Regions from separate parts of the Homo sapiens genome. Here region 2 is linked to region 1. A link is an interaction called in ENCODE POLR2A ChIA-PET data of the cell type or tissue named here. Cell type or tissue: B cell. All regions are shown on one strand. Each heading gives the region's core, and the rest is flanking DNA. Links, peaks and the distances in the headings are about the cores only.

Region 1 (8,326 bases), core at 165-8,164:
TGAGGATTCCTCAGTCTGATGGGAGAGACTCAAGACCCTTTGAGAAAGTACCTGGGGAAGGGTCACATAGCCCTCTGGGGAAACACACAATGTCCTGGGAAACCACCAATTTGATGGAAGTATCACAACACCCTTGATGTACACCAGTCTGATGGGAGCAACATAGCATTCCCTGGGGAGCCCCGGTCTGACAAGAAAAACACAGTTCTCTTGGAATTCTGCATCTGCTCCTACCTCCCAGAAACTGCTCTGTTCAAGGTTACTGGTGACCTCCTGCCAGAAAATCTAACAGCGACTTCTCAGCTCTGTTTAAAAGCCTTCAGTGGCTGCCCACTGCCTTGAGGATAAAGTCTAAGCTTATCTGTAGCCTCATCTGTCCTCCCATTTCATACTCGACACTCCCACCATACCAAAGGACATTAGTTGACCCCATCCATGGTTTCACTTTCTGAGGTTTCAGTTACCCATGGTCAACTGTGGCCTGAAAATATTAAATGGAAAATTCCAGAAATAAACAATTCATAAGTTTTAAATTGTAAGCCCTTCTGAATGTTGTGACGAAATCTTGAGTCACCCTGCTCTGTCTCGCTGGATAGGAGTCATCCCTTTGTCCAGCATATCCATGCTGCACACACTGTCTGCCCATTAGTCACTTAGTAGCTGTCTTGGTTATCAGAGTGACTGTGGCAGTACTGCAGTGGGCTTGTGTTCAAGGTCAGTAGGAGCCTAAGGCTGCATTACAAGGCCTATGTCATTCACCACATCTCATCACATGGGCATTTAAGCATCTCACATCATCACAAGAAGGGTGAGTATAGTACAATAAGATATTTTAAGAAAGAGATCACATTCATACAACTGTTTATTTTTTTTAGATTGAGTCTCACTCTAGGTCACCCAGGCTGGAGTGCAGTGGCGCAATCTCAGCTCACTGCAACCTCTGCCTCCTGGGTTCAAGCGATTCTCCTGCCTCAGCCTCCTGAGTAGCTGGGACTACAGGAGCCCGTCACCACACCTGGCTAATTTTTTTTGTATTTTTAGTAGAGACAGGGTTTCACCATGTTAGCCAGGATGGTCTCGATCTCCTGACCTCGTGACCCACCTAGCTCGGCCTCCCAAAGTGCTGGGATTACAGGCGTGAGCTACCATGCCCGGCCTCATACAACTTTTTTTTTTTGGAGTTTCACTCTTGTTGCCCAAGCTGGAGTGTAATGGCGTGATCTCGGCTCACTGCAACCTCCACCTCCCAGTTTCAAGCGATTCTCCTGCCTCAGCCTCCCAAATAGCTGGGATTACAGGCCCGCACCACACCTGGCTAATTTTTTGTATTTTTAGTAGAAGTGGGGTTTCACCATGTTAGCCAGGCTAGTCTCGAACTCCTGACCTCAGGTGATCCACCCGCCTTGGTCTCCCAAAGTGCCAGGATTACAGGCATGAGCCACCGCACCCGGCCATTTTTTTTTTGTTTTTTTTTTTGAGACAGGGTCTCATTCTGTCAGCCAGCCTCGAGTGCAGTGGTGTGATTACAGTTCACTGCAGCCTCCACCTCCCGGGGCTCCAGTGATCTCCCACCTCAGCCTCTTGAGTAGCTGGGCCTACAGGAGCACACCACCATGCCTGGCTAATTTTGGGACAGGATCTTGCTCTCACCCAGGCTGGAGTGCAGTGGCACAATTACAGCTCACTGCAACCTCTGCCTCCCAGGCTCAAGCCATCCACCTCAGCCTCTTGAGAAGCTGGGACTACAGGTGTGCACCACCACATGTAGCTAATTTTTTTTTTTTTTTTTTTTTGAGATGGAGTTTCATTCTTGTTGCCTAGGCTGGAGTGCAATGGTGCTATCTCAGCTCACTGCAACCTCTGCCTTTCAGGTTCAAGCGATTCTCCTGCCTCAGTCTCCTGAGTAGCTGGGATTAAAGGCATGTGCCATCACGCCCGGCTAATTTTGTATTTTTAGTAGAGACGGCGTTTCTCCATGTTGGTCAGGCTGGTCTCAAACTCCTGACCTCAGGTGATCTTCCCGCCTCAGCCTCCCAAAATGCTGGGATTACCAGCATGAGCCACCACACCCAGCCAATTTTTGTATTTTGTACAGAGACAGGGTCTCCCTATGTTGCCCAGGCTGGTCTCAAACTCTTGGGCTCAAGGGATCCACCCTCCTCAGCCTGCCAAAGTGCTGAGATGACAGGCATAAGTCACTGTGCCCAGCCACAATCTTCTAAATCTCCAAAAATACCTATCTTTTACCTCAGCACCTGACCTATACAACTTTTATTATAGCATATTATTGTAATTGTTCTACTTTATTATTAGTTATTGTTGTGCTTACTGTATAAATTAAACTTGGCTGGATGCAGTGGCTCACGCTTGTAATCCTAGTACTTTGGGAGACTGAAGCAGGTGGATTGCCCGAGCTCAGGAGTTCAAGACCACCCTGAGTGACATGATGAAACCCCATCTCTGCTAAAATACAAAAAAAAGGCTGGGCGTGGTGGCTCATGCCTGTAATCCCAACACTTTGGGAGGCTGAGATGGGCAGACCACTTGAGGTGAGGAGTTCCAGACTAGCCTGGCCAACATGGCAAAACCCCATCTCTGCTAAAAATACAAAAATTAGCCGGGCCTGGTGGCACGCGCCTGTAGTCCCAGCTACTCAGGAGACTGAGGCGAGAGAATCACTTGAACCCGGGGAATGGAGGTTGCAGTGAGCCAAGATCACACCACTGCACTCCAGACTGGGCAACAAAGAGAGATTCTATCTCAAAAATAATAATAATAAAATAAAATACAAAAAAAAAATTAGCTGGGCATGGTGGCAGGCTCCTGTAGTCCCAACTACTTGGGAGGCTGAGGTATGAGAATTGCTTGCATCTGGGAGGCAGAGGTTGCAGGGAGCTGAGATCGCACCATCACACTCCAGCCTGGGCGACAGAGTGAGACTCTGTCTCAAAAAATAATAAAATAAAATAAAATACAGAAAAGAAAATTAGCCAGGCATGGTGGCACGTGCATGTAGTCCCAGCTACTTGGGAGGCTGAGATGGGAGAGTTACTTGAACCCAGGAAATGGAGGTTGCAGAGAGCCAAGATCACGCTACTGCACTCCAGCCTGGGAAACAAAGCAAGACTCCATCTTAAAAAATAATTATTATGATAAAATAAAATAAGATAAAATACAAAAAAAAAAAAAAAATTAGCTGGGCGTGGTGGCAGGTGCCTGTAATCCCGGCTATTTGGGAAGCTGAGGCAGGAGAATCACTTGAACCTGGGAGGAGGAGGTTGCAGTGAGCCAAGATAGCGCCACTGCACTCCAGCTTGGGTGACAGAGCGAGACTCTTGTCTCAAAAAAATAAAATAAAATAAATAAAAATAATAAAATAAATTAAACTTTATCATAGGTATGGAAAAACATACTGTCTGTAGGGTTTGGTACTATCTGAGGCTTCAGGCATTCACTGGGGATCTTGGAACATACTTCCCGAGGATAAGGGGGGACTACTGTACTTGGCAGTTCCCCAAACAGGACAAATGACCAGGCTGTCTCTGCACCTGGACACTTGCAATTCCCTCCACATGCAGGGTCTTTCTTCTTCTGGCTCACTCCTCCATTTTTGGGTCTCAGCTAAAGCATCCTATTCTCAAGGAAACCTCTGATTACCTGAAGTTGGTGTAGTAAGAGAGGGGCACCTCCTCTGCGCTGCTGCTCATCTCAGGGGAGCCTGATTGCCCATTCTCTGCTGATCTCTGCCATGTCTGAGCCGGCCACTGTGGCAGCCCCTGTGCTCAGTGCTGGGTAAATAAATGAATAAACAGAGCTTTGTATTTTGGATAGGGAAGCAGTCTACTCTCCTCAAAACACAAAACTCCCTCAGGACCTCTTCTTGGCACTGCCATCGCCTGGAGACAGAGGGAACAGATCACATCTGTGCAGGTGCAGCCCTCAGGGAGGGGGTGCGTGTGTGCAGGGAGGTTGTTCCGGGAAGACAAATTTCAGTTTAATGTAAAGAGGTGCTTTTTCTTCCCAGGCAAAGTTGGGGTGCCTAAAGAGTAAGGAGCTCTCTCAGTGGTGGTGTGCAAGTGGGGTTGCTCATGTGGAGGGATGACACCAGGAAAGGCTTGAGTCTTCAAGGTTCCTGGAGGACCCCCCGCCTCCCGCCAACACATACTCACACACATGTACATTCACAGAGCCCTGCAGGAGAGGGCCTGGGAGAGGGTGGGAGGCCCCTTACCTCTCCAGGGACCAGTGCAACCAGCCAGGTTAAGCGGCCTTGGTCTCTGTGCCTCCGCCAGTCACGCGGGCTTGTTTCGCGGCCTGGGCCGAGAGCGTGTCCATGATGAAGCCCCGCGCCCAAGGACGAGCCCCCGCCAGCGCAGTTCGCAGCAGCTCCTGGTCCCTGTAGCAGCGCCGCTTCTGGGGACCAGTTAGGGGCTGGCTGGAGCGTAGCAGAACCTGCGGACCGGACTCAGTTCTGGAAGTGACCCCTCAGCCTTAGGGGTCCTCTAAGCCAGGTCTGCACAGCGACAGGCTGGAGTGCAACGACCAGGGCGAACTCACGAGGCTTCGGACCAGTCTGGGGGTGTTGTGGCCAAAGTGGTTTGGGACCCTATGAATAGACCGTGGGCGGGTCCTGGCTTGACAAAGAAGGGACTAAGCTTCGCGGGGCCCGGAACCGTCAGGGGCGGGGCCAGAGAAAGGTGATACCCTTCCCAGCGAAAAGGCGGGAGAGGGGCGGGACCAGAATGGGGCAGGAGTTGGGGCAGCGGCTACGCCGCGAATTGACCGGGCCAAAAAGAAAAGGCCCAGAAAGGACGCAGCCACCCAGGGGCGGAGCGTGGGGAGGGCGCGCTCCCTCTGCCGCTGGGAGCCGGGTGGTAGCTGAGCACCGGGAAGCGACCTCCCTGACGGAAGCGGGCGCTGCGCGCCAGGGCATCATCGTCCACCAAGTATGGCACGATCACCGCACGGGGGTATCTGGGGCACAAGCTGAAGTCCTCGTTCACCTCGCTCAGCCGCCACGCGTTGGTCTGCAGCGCAGGGAGGAGAGAGGCCAGGTCTAGGGCACCCAGGGAGTGCCCTGTCCCCGCGCCTCTTCCAGGCCCGGCGCTTCCACCTTCCCGGGCCCCTACGACCGCGCCCACTTCGCGAGCTACTCTCTTGCAGTAGAGTTCGGGCGGGAGGAAGTGCCAGGAGTCGCCCAATCTCAGGCCCTTGGGACGGTAGAATAAAGGGAAGGAGGTGATGACTGATTCCAGGGAGGACAGCGTCCGGAGAAGGAAGTCAGGGGCTCTGGGGAGGGTCGGAATTGTCTCGCCCGCGCCCTTTCCAGCCCCTCAGTCCTGTAGCTTCAGCTTCGGCCTCTCCAAGTACCCCGGACCACCCTGCATCCCCCTGCCATTTAGCTGCGGCTGCGGAGCCTCTTTGAACAGAAGCACCTTTTTATTCCCCTCTACGCGAGACAGGGAGAGCTTAAAGGGCTCGGGAGCTCCCTCGGCACACCTCGATGGAGCGGGCGATGCCCAGCGTCGCTTCCGCGCCCTCTATTTCCAGCTGCAGCACTCGCAGGTCTTTACAGCACAGGGTGATGGTGCCCGAGTCACTCGCAACCCTGGGGAGGGACGTTCCTTTCCCAGGAGAGGGGCAACGAGTTTCCCGGATTGGGCTTACGCAGGAGGGCGCCAGCTCTGACTGCGCTGGCCGTGCCCCCTACTCCGCCAAGCCGCGCGCTCCCCAACCCCGGGGACCCTCCCCCACCCCGCCACGTCTCACTGCTTCTCGAAGGAGTCGACGCTACGCAACAGCAGCAGCCACAGGTCCGGAGAGGACGCGGGCCCTGGCGACAGGAGCAGGTGGTGGACGGTGACTCACACCGTGCCGCGAAGCGGGGGCGCCTCCGGGCCCCGTAGAAACTCTGCTTGGGCTCAGCCCGTATGGATCAGCTCCGAGAACTCCATTCTGCCAGTGAGAGACCCGGGGCCCAGCAGAAGGCCAGACTCTGAGAGCGTCAGGAGGGGCAGGCTGGAGCTCCGAAAGGGATAGGAACTGCCTGGGCAGCTGGCGACGCCGTCTGGACAGCTGTTAAGGAGGCCCCTCAGAGGAAAGGATCACAGTTTCACAGGAATTTCCCCTCATATTGCCAATATTTCTTAGCGAGGTCCCTGGCCAGAGACTGTTATAAGCAAATCTCCATGTCATCGTCTGTGAAATGGGGAGAATAATCTTGCCTAAAGTCCTTAACCCTGTGCCTGGGTTGCAGGAGACACTCAATATTTTTGTATTTTTGTTTTTTCAAGCCCTGAGGTGCTAGCACTACTGCTAACTTTAAAAAGAAAGAAAGACTGGGCGCAGTGGCTCAGGCCTGTAATCCCAACACTTTGGGAGACCGAGGCGGGGCGGATCACCTGAGGTCAGGAGTTCGAGACCACCCTGGCTAACATGGTGAAACCCTGTTTCTACTAAAAATACAAAAAATTGGCCAGGCGTGGTGGCTCACACCTGTAATCCCAGCACTTTGGGAGGCCGAGGCGGGCCGATCACGAGGTCAGGAGATCGAGACCATCGTGGCCAACATAATGAAACCCCGTCTCCACTAAAAATACAAAACTAACTAGGCATGGTGGCGTGCACCTGTAATCCCAGCTACTCGGGAGGCTGAGGCAGGAGAATCGCTTGAACCCAGGAGACCAAGGTTGCAGTGAGATGAGATAGCGCCATTGCACTCCAGCCTGGGCAACAAGAGCAAACTCCGTCAAAAAAGAGAAAAGAAAGAAGAAAGGAAGGAAGGAGGGAGGGAGGGAAGGAAGGAAGGAAGGAAAGAAAGAAGGAAGGAAGGAAGGAAGGAAAGGAAGAAAGATAACTATCTCTTCCACCATACCCTGGTGGAAGGGCTGGAAAGTGGGTGTGAAACTGGGAACTGCCTACTTCCTCCCATACATAAGAAACTTGGGTTGGGGAAATCCTTTGGTCCACCTTAAATGCTGCAGCTGTGTAGCTGGCGTCCCTCCTCGACCTCGCAGCTGGAAGTCCCTGCCTGAGGGCGCCCTCTGTGCAGCCCACTTCTGGCTGAGTCCAGACCTCAAGAACCCCATCAGCTATCCACCATCGTTTCAGCAAGTGTGTATTACCTGTACAGTGAGTTAGCTGGGCCCTGTGTTTGGTGCTGGGGCCCAGGGATGACTGGGGAAGATTCTGTTCACAGGGTTTTCAGTCTGGCAAGAGACACAATTAAGCTGGTAAAATTGCAGGACGAGAGCTGAGCTGATTTACCACAGGACCCATCTATTCATCCATCCGTCTTCTTTTTCTTTTGTAAATATTTTTGTGGAGATGGGGGTCTCCCTGTTTTGCCCAGGCTGGTCTTCAACTCCAAGCCTCAAGCAATGCTCCTGCTGCATGGCCTCCCAAAGTGCTGGGATTACAGGCATGAGCCACCATGCCCAGCTTATTTTATTTATTTATTTATTTATTTATTTTCTTTCTTTCTTTTTAATTGAGAATAAAGGAATAGGGCTGGGTGCGGTGGCTTACCCCTGTAATCCCAACCCTTTGGGAGGCTGAGGTGGGTGGATACCTTGAGGCCAGAAGTTCAAGAACAGCCTGGCCAACATGGCTAAATCTGGTCTCTACTAAAAATACAAAAATTAGCCAGGCATGGTGGTATGTGCTTGTAGTCCCAGCTACTCGGGAAGCTGAGGCAGGAGAGTCCCTTGAACCCGAGAAACGGAGGCTGCAGTGAGCTGAGATCGCACCACTGCACTCTAGCCTGGGCAACAGAGCAAGACTCTGCCTCAAAAAAAAAAAAAAAAAAAAAAGCCAAGCGAGTTGGCTCACTCCTGTAATCCCAGCACTTTGGGAGTCCAAGGCAGGCGGATCACTTGAGGTCAGGAGTTCAAGACCAGCGTGGCCAATATGGTGAAACCCTGTCTCTACTAAAAATAGAAAAATTTGTCAGGCATGGTGGCTCGCACCTGTAGTCCTAGCTACTTGGGAGGCTGAGGCAGGAGAATTGCTTGAACCCAGGAGGTGGATGTTGCAGTGAGCTGAGATCACGCCACTGCACTCTAGCTTGGGCAATAGAGTGAGACTTGTATCAAAAAAAAAAAAAAAAAGAAAAGAAAAAAGAAAGAAAAAGAATAGAGGAATAGGGAGAGGAGTGGTGGCTCATGGCCATAATCCTAGCACTTTGGGAGACCGAGGCAGGAGGATCACTTGAGCCCAGGAGTTTGAGACCAGCCTGGGCAACATGGTGAAACCCCAACTCTACCAAAAACACAAAAAATTAGCCAGGTGTGGCATGGGCCTGTGGTCCCAGCTACTTGGGAGGCTG
Region 2 (8,326 bases), core at 256-8,255, 76 kb after region 1:
GGCATAATGAGAGAGATTGGCAATGGATTGAAACAGGAAGGCAAAAAAGGACAGAGTTTAAAATGACACTTAGGTTTTCAGCCTGAGTGGATGTTGGTATCATTAACAAAAATAATGAAAGAGAACTTTTGGAAGTTAAGTGGAATTTGAGTGCTTCTAGGCTCTCAACAACAAATTGTTGAGTCCAGTTGAATTTGAAGTGCCTTTAGGGTTTGTGGGTGGAGCAGACTGAGAAGCTATTTGAACTGTGAATCTGGAGCTCAGAACTAAGATCAAAATGGAGTTTGTGCAGTCATCTGTGTAGAAGGGATAGCCAGACCAAAGTTTTGATGACATTAGGAAGAGAGTAAAGGGCTTAGTATAGTAAAAAAACAACTTGGTATTTGGAGCTAAGTCTTTTTTCTTTCACTGTGGGTGTTTTGGTTTGCCTTTTTAGAAACAGGGTCTCACTGTGTTTGCCCAGGCTGGCCTTGAACTCCTGGGCTCAAGTGATCCTTACATCTTAGATTCCTGAGCAGCTGGGACTACGGTGCATGCCACTGCATCTGGCTTCACTATGGCTGTTTTTGATAAAACAGTATCTGTCGTTCAGTCTTATTATGCCTCATTAAATTAAGTGAGGATTAAATGAGAGAGTCAAAGTACCCAGAGCCAGATCTCTGGATTCCTTCCAGTTTACCAGCTGTGTAACCCCAGGCAAATTACTTAACCTCTCTCTTCTATAGTTTCCTCCCTGTGAAATAAGGATAATAATAGTATGAATTTTTTATTTTTATTTTTTCTTTGTGATGTAGTTTCACTCTGTTGCCCAGGCTGGAGTGCAGTGGCATGACCTAAGCTCACTGCAACCTCTGCCTCCTGGATTTAAGCGATGCTTTGCCTCAGCCTCCCGAGTAGCTGGGTTTACAGGCGCCCGCCACCACACTCAGCTAATTTTTTATATTTTTAGTAGAGATGGGGTTTTACCATGTTAGCCAGACTGGTCTCGAACTCCTGACTTCAAGTGATCTGCCCCGCTCAGCCTCTCAAAGTGCTGGGATTACAGGCGTGAGCCACTGTGCCTGGCTATGAACTTTTTTTTGTTTGTTTGCTTGTTTTTTGAGACAGAGTCTCGCTCTGTCGCCCAGGCTGGAGTGCAGTGGCACAATCTGGGCTCACTGCAACCTCTGCCTCCTAAGTTCAAGTGATTCTCATGCTGCAGCCTCCTGAGTAGCTGGGATTACAGGAGCCTGCCACCACGCCCAGCTAATTTTTGTATTTTTTGCAGAGATGGGATTTCGCCATGTTGGCCAGACTGGTTTGAAACTCCTGGCCTCAAGCAATCCTCCCACCTCGGCCTCCCAAAATGCTGGGATTATAGGCGTGAGCCACCGCACCTGGCCATGAACTTTAAAAGGTGTTTTTTTGTTTTGTTTTGTTTTTCAGAGATGGGGTCTTAGGAATCTGAACACATTCTGGCCTGGAGAGATTGCCCAATAACTTATTTTATTTTATTTATTTATTTATTTATTTATTTATTTGAGATGGAGTCTCGCTTTGTTGCCCAGGCTGGAACGCAGTGGCATGATCTCAGCTCAATGCAGCCTCTGCCTCCGAGTTCAAGCAATTCTCCTGCCTCAGCCTCCTGAGTAGCTGGGATTCCAGGCACCTGCCATGACGCCCGGCTAATTTTTGTATTTTTATTGGAGATGGGGTTTCGCTGTGTTGGCCAGGGTGGTCTTGAACTCCTGGCCTCAGGTGAGCCACCCACCTCGGCCTCCCAAAGTGCTGGGATTACAGGTGTGAGCCACTGCGCCTGGCCCCGATAATTATTTTAAAAAAGAGAAAAAGACAGGGTCTCACTATGTTGTCCAGGCTAGCCTTGAAGTCCTAGGCTCAAGCGATCCTCCAGGGCTTAGATCTTTAAAAGGTTGTTGTAAGAATCATATGAGATAGCGTTTAAAGTGCCTGAAAGAGTGACTGTCACAGAGGAAACAATAAATGTTGGCTGTGTATTGAAAATGCTTTATAAACTGCAGAAAATATGGCAGGTTCTCAAATAACATCACTTCGCTCAGCATCATTTAGTTATAACGTTGAGGAGAAAAATAACTGATTCCTGGCATGGCCACTATCTGTATGGTGTTTGCATATTCTCCCCATGTCTGTGTAGGTTTTCTCCGGGTACTCCATTTTTCTCCCACATCCCAAAGATGTGCATGTGAGGTGAGTTGGCATGTTTCCATGGTCCTAGTCTGAGCAAGTGTGGATATGGGTGTGAGTGCACCCTGTGATGGAATGGCGTCCTGTCCAAGGTTGGTTCCTTGTGTTGAGCTGCGGGACAGGCTCTGGCCACCCTTGGAAATGAATGATTGAATTCAAATTATTGTCAAGTAAAAATTCATAAAGTAGACAATAATCATACAGATGCACAACAATAAAAGATGTGATACAGAAACACTCAGCGAGCCTGCCATATTTGTTATTGTTCGTTTTTGAACTGCATGATGGTAGAAGGTTCTCCTTGCAATTTTAACTTTGCATACATTTATTATTTGATTTAACCCACCACCACAACAACCGCCATCACTCACTGATTCACCAAAAATTGGGTAAATAATAATGTATATATTTTTTGAGACGGGGTCTTGCTCTGTTGCCCAGACTGTAGTGCAGTGGCAAGATCACAGCTCACTGCAGCCTGGACTTCCCTGGGCTCAGGTGATCCTCCCACCTTAGCCTCTTGAGTAGTTAGGACTATAGGCAAGTGCCACCACAGCCAGCTAATTTTTTATATTTTTGTAGAGACAGGGTTTCACCACGTTGCCCAGGCTGGTCTCAAACTCCTGGGTTCAAGTGATCCACCTGCCTCAGCCTCCCGAAGTACTGGGATTTTAGGCATGAGCCACTGCACCCAGCCCAATAATGATCTTCCTTATTTTTATAAATATTTCTTAAATATAGAGATATTTCGCCGGGCAAGGTGGCTCATGCCTGTAATCCCAGCACTTTGGGAGGCCGAGGCGGGTGGATCACGAGGTCAGGAGATCGAGACCATCCTGGCTAACATGGTGAAACCCCATCTCTACTAAATGTACAAAAAATTAGCCAGGTGTGATGGCGGGCGCCTGTAGTCCCAGCTACTTGGGAGGCTGAGGCAGGAGAATGGTGTGAACCTGGGAGACAGAGCTTGCAGTGAGCCGAGATCGCGCCACTGCACTCCAGCCTGGGCGACAGAGCGAGACTCCGTCTCAAAAAAAAAAAAAAAAAAGGGATATTTCACATTTATTTCAGTATTTGATGTTTGAAGTGTTTTGGGTCTTTATTTAGAATTTTAGTGATGTTTTTGTGACAGAAATATGCTGTAGGAGCTTAAGTTCTTGTTTATATCAATTAGCCTATGGTAAAATTGGTTTCTTTATACATTGTTTTGCCTATAGTCACAATTTCCAAGAACCTGTGGATGACATTAAGTGAGGACTTTTGTTGTATTGGTAATTAGAGAGGCAGAGGGTCATGTTTGAAGAAGACCTACCTTTAAGGGATGGGAGGAAAAGGAAATAATTTTAAAAAGGGAAGGAGGAGTCAGAATGTTGGGATAACCAGGAAATTAGCTTGTCAAGGAAGTGTTAGTGGGGAGGATGTGATCAAAATTGTTGATGTGATGACTTATAAAGGATTTCCCATCTGTTTCAGTTTTCATTAGATACCCTTTTTTCGTGAACTCTTGGAGCCATTTTGTCCATAATTTTATAATACGTATATATACATATATATTTTTTTTAATTTATTTTTTTGAGAGGAAGTTTCACTCTTGTTGCCCAGGATGGAGTGCAGTGGCACAATCTCAGCTCACTGCAACCTCCACCTCCCAGGTTCAAGCGATTCTCCTGTCTCAGCCTCCTGAGTAGTTGGGATTACAGGTGCATGCCACCACGTCCAGCTAATTTTTGTATTTTTAGTAGAGACCAGATTTCATCATATTGGTCAGGATGGTCTCGAACTTCTAACCTCAGGTGATCCACCCGCCTCAGCCTCCCAAAGTGCTGGGATTACAGGCGTGAGCCACTGCACTCGGCCAGTTTTATATAATAATAAGTAATAATTTTGTAGGCCGGGCGCAGTGGCTCATGCCTGTAATCCAGCACTTTGGGAGGCCGAGGAGGGCGGATCACCTGAGGTCAGGAGTTCGAGACCATCCTGACCAACATGGTAAAACCCCATCTCTACTAAAAATACAAAAATTAGCCAGCGTCGTGGTGGGCGCCTGTAATCCCAACTACTCGGGAGGCTGAGGCAGGAGAATCGCTTGAACCCAGGAGGCGAAGGTTGCAGTGAGTCGAGATCATGCCATTGCACTCCAGCCTGGGTGACAGAGTGAGACTCCGCCTCAAAACAAACAAACAAACAAAAAAAAACGAAAAAAAAGGTCGGGCTTGGTGGCTCATGCCTGTAATCTCAGCACTTTGGAAGGCCGAGGCGGGCGGATCACGAGGTCAGGAGATCAAGACCATCCTAGCTAACACGGTGAAACCCTGTCTCTACTAAAAATACAAAAAAAATTAGCCGGGCGTGGTGGTGGGCGTCTGTAGTCCCAGCTACTTGGAAGGCTGAGGCAGGAGAATGGCGTGAAGCCGGGAGGCGGAGCTTGCAGTGAGCCGAGATTGCGCCACTGCACTCTAGCCTGGGAGACAGAGCGAGACTCCGTCTCAAAAAAAAAAAGTAATAATTTTGTAAAGCACCTTACAGTTTACAAAGAGATTTAACAACCTCTTCCAATTCTCTCAACTTCCCTGTGTGGTCTATGTTGTCCCTGTTTAGTAAATGAGGAAATGGAGGTTCAAGAGACAGTAACTTGCCTAAGCAACAGAGCTTGAGCTGCTGTAGGTCTTCTGATACTCTGTCTCCTTTGATAATCTTGTTTGCCTAGTTAGATTGTAAATTTCTTGAAGCCTGAATCTAACCAGTTATTTCTTTTTATTCTTTATAGCACCTAGCTCCATGCTGCGCAGGAAATATAAATATTCAAACTAGATTGACTGGACTGGCCGTGGTCAAAAATAACTTGCCCTTTCTCCCTTCTGCCCTCTAGCGCCCTCACAAAGCCAATGCTGAGGAGATGACCAAGTACCACAGCGATGACTACATTAAATTCTTGCGCTCCATCCGTCCAGATAACATGTCGGAGTACAGCAAGCAGATGCAGAGATGTAAGTCCATTCTGTTCCCTCACACTCTGAAGCCGCCAGTTGCATCTCCCTTTCCACTGTAGAGGCCCATTCTGCCGTCCTCGCACCTCCCATTCAGTGGACACCTGATTTCCCCTACCTCCTAAAGGTGCCAGAGTGCTTTTTCCCCTCAAGTCGGATTTTTCATGTTTCCTGATTTGTAAACGATAGAGGTAGTACTTTTTCTGGTTATGTTCACAACACTGTCCCAAGAGTACTGTAATTATTGTAGTGGAAAAAGCACTGACCTGGGACGGGGAGACAATAGATACAGTAAAATTTAACTCTAACTCTCAGCTGAGTGGGCAAGTCACTTCCCCTCAGATTCTTCTTTTGTAAAGTGGGCTGGGCCACATGATCTCTGATTTCTGTCCAACTGTAACTGTTTTGACTTAGTGGGTATTAATTGAGAATTTAGAGGCCACTCAGGACAGATTCTAGATGGTGTAATCTTTGAGATGAGGTGATGCTGCCCCTGATCCCTTGGACTTGAACTTCAGAGCAGGTCCCATCTTGGAAGCCACGCTTAGTTTGTAGGAATCGTGGGAATTATTTTAGCTGTGAGGGGGAAAAAAAAAGTATTCAAATTTGGGACAAAACTATCATACCTGACTTCCCCCTTGTGTTATTTTAGAAATTATCTCTTAGCACCTAAGACTTCATATAGTATAACAGCACTGTCCAGAAGAAGTTTTGATTAACTTATGACAGCTTATATGGAAGTGTCAGAAAATATGCGGCACTTGTTTGTTGCTGCTGACCACAAGGTAGTCTTACTCCCAAGGAAGAAAGTTATTTATAACTATTATTACAACTAATAATAACTGTACAGTGGTATTGATGGCAGAACCACAGAGACCTTCCTTGAAGCATTAAGCTTCTTTGCTACCGACAACTCCAGGAGCTGCCAGCTGCTGTGAGTGAGGTGTTTGCTCTCTGAATTGCAGGGTCTTATTTCCCTCCAAGATGAGGCAAATTCATGCCTTTCCTGTAGATGGCTTTAGAGGTTTCCATAACCCATTTAGGCCAAGGATCAGGCTCTACTCTCAGCACAGTGGGCTCTCACTAGAGGAGCAACTTGCTATTAAAGTAAGAAAATAAGCTTTCATGTCTTAGTTTGAATCCTTGGTTTCCTAGCCCCTCTGGTGTTATTTCCCGCCCCTGCCACTTTTTTTTGAGACAGAGTTTCGCTCTTGTTGCCCAGGCTGGAGTGCAATGGGGCGATCTCTACTCACCACAACCTCCGTCTCCCGGCTTCAAGCGATTATCCTGCCTCAGCCTCCTGAGTAGCTGGGATTACAGGGATGTGCCACCACGCCCGGCTAATTTTGTATTTTTAGGTTTCTCCATGTTAGTCAGGCTGGTCTCAAACTCCCGACCTCAGGTGATATGCCAGCCTCGGCTTCCCCAAGTGCTGGGATTATAGGCCTGAGCCACTGTGCCCGACCTGTTTTCCCTCTTTAAGAGGAAGACAGGACAGGCACAGCGGTTCATGCCTGTAATCCTAGCACTTTGGGAGCCCAAGGTGGGAGGATTGCTTGAGCCCAGCCAGGAGTTTGAGACCAGCCTGGGCAACATAGTGAGACCCTCATCTCTACAAAAAAATAAAAAAATTAGCTGGGCATGGCGGTGCACACCTGTGGTCCCAGCTACTCAGGAGGTTGAGGAGGGAGGATCTTTTGAGCCTGGAAGGTCGAGGCTGCAGTGAGCCATGATTGTACTACTGCACTCCAGCCTGGGCAACAGAGCGAGACCAAAAAAAAAAAGACATTAGTGCCTATTTCATAGTCAAGGATGGGGGAATAAGTGAAGATAATATATTTAAATATATATAATATGTCTACCCTCAATGAATTGCTTTTGCTATTTTTGCTATTGCATAATCACTTTTGCTATTATGACTTACTATTTTTATTATTTACAAACTTATCAAGGCAGACAAAATGCTATGCCCTGAGGAGTGTGCAGGTTCTGCTCTGGTGCGCCAATTTTTCCGAATCCAGCATTCTAAAGTTGTACATTAAAAAATTCAGTCTGGCTGGGTGTGGTGGCTTACGCCTGTAATCCCAGCAGTTTGGGAGGCTGAGGCAAGCAGATCACCTGGGGTCGGGAGTTTGAGACCAGCCTGGCCAACATAGTGAAACCCCATCTCTACTAAAAATACAAAAATTAGCTTGGTTTGGTGGTACATGCCTGTAATTCCAGCTACTCAGGAGGCTGAGGCAGGAGAATTGCTTGAACCCAGGAGGCAGAGGTTGCAGTGAGCCAAGATCGCGCCACTGCACTCCAGCCTGGGCGACAGAGCGAGACTCCGTCTCAAAAAAAAAAAATTCAGTCTGGGTGCCTATAGTCTCAGCTACTTAGGAGGCTGAAGCAGGAAGATTTCTTGAGCCCAGGAGTTCAAGGCCAGTCTGGGTAATATAGTGAGACCTGGTCTCTAAAAAAAATTTTTCTAATTAAAATAATTAGGTCTTGGATTTTTCTGTCATCAGAAATGGGGGCAGGAAGAATAAGCCTCTCTAAGAACTTCAGAGTACCTCACTGAGTTGATTTGTAGGGTTATGGAGGGTCAGAGTAGACAGAGACTTTAGATGTCACTTAACACAGTGCTTTATAACCTGGGGTATCTACCAAGACAGTAATGAGCCCTTTTTAAAAAAAGAATTATTTTTATTTTTATTCTTGTTTTTAGAGATGGGGTCTTGCTTTGTCATCCAGGGTACAGTACAGTGGCAAGATCATAGCTCACTGCAGCCTCAAATTCCTTAATCCTTAACTTGCCCTTTTAGAATATGTACCAATATCTAACCTAGGCGCTGGACATGGTAGCATGCACCTGTAATGCCAGTGCTTTGAAGGGCAAGGCAGGAGGGATAGCTTGAGGCCAGGAGTTCAAGACCAGCCTGGGCAGCATAGTGAGACCCCCATCTCTTATTTTATCTTAAAAAAATAAAAATAAAAAATTAGTTGTGTATGGTGGCACATGCCTGTGATTCTGGCTACTCAGGAGCCTGAGGCAGGAGGATCCCTTGAGCCCAGTTCAGGGCTGCATTGAGGTATGGTCTCATTTCGCCACCACACTCCAGCCTGGGCAACATAGCAAGAACTCGTCTCAATAA

The links. Peaks named below come from ENCODE experiments on the same cell type or tissue, not always from the same donor. Only the 100,000 strongest peaks of a DNase experiment are listed, where the experiment ranks them.
Region 2: POLR2A ChIA-PET joins it to region 1 with 10 read pairs; 21 of 35 experiments call an interaction of 5 or more read pairs at or near these places.

The regions. Positions count from the first base shown.
Region 1 is chr1:32,235,638-32,243,963 of GRCh38, forward strand. It overlaps a transcript of EIF3I not described here and the pseudogene MTMR9LP. Among named protein-coding and RNA genes, the nearest start is that of FAM167B, 7.4 kb to the right of the region's middle. RefSeq lists enhancers at 5,416-5,465, 5,876-6,185 and a silencer at 5,586-5,735. In B cell, for the core only: a CTCF peak has its summit at 5,016; DNase peaks (open chromatin) are centred at 5,014, 5,624 and 7,004; H3K4me3 peaks cover 1,683 bases; H3K27ac peaks cover 1,646 bases.
Region 2 is chr1:32,311,594-32,319,919 of GRCh38, forward strand. HDAC1 (histone deacetylase 1) reads left to right here. Exons shown (of 14, transcript NM_004964.3): 3 at 5,072-5,189. Among named protein-coding and RNA genes, the nearest start is that of MARCKSL1, 20 kb to the right of the region's middle. In B cell, for the core only: a CTCF peak has its summit at 5,055 (motif pointing left); DNase peaks (open chromatin) are centred at 5,038 and 5,428; H3K4me3 peaks cover 1,454 bases; H3K27ac peaks cover 4,404 bases.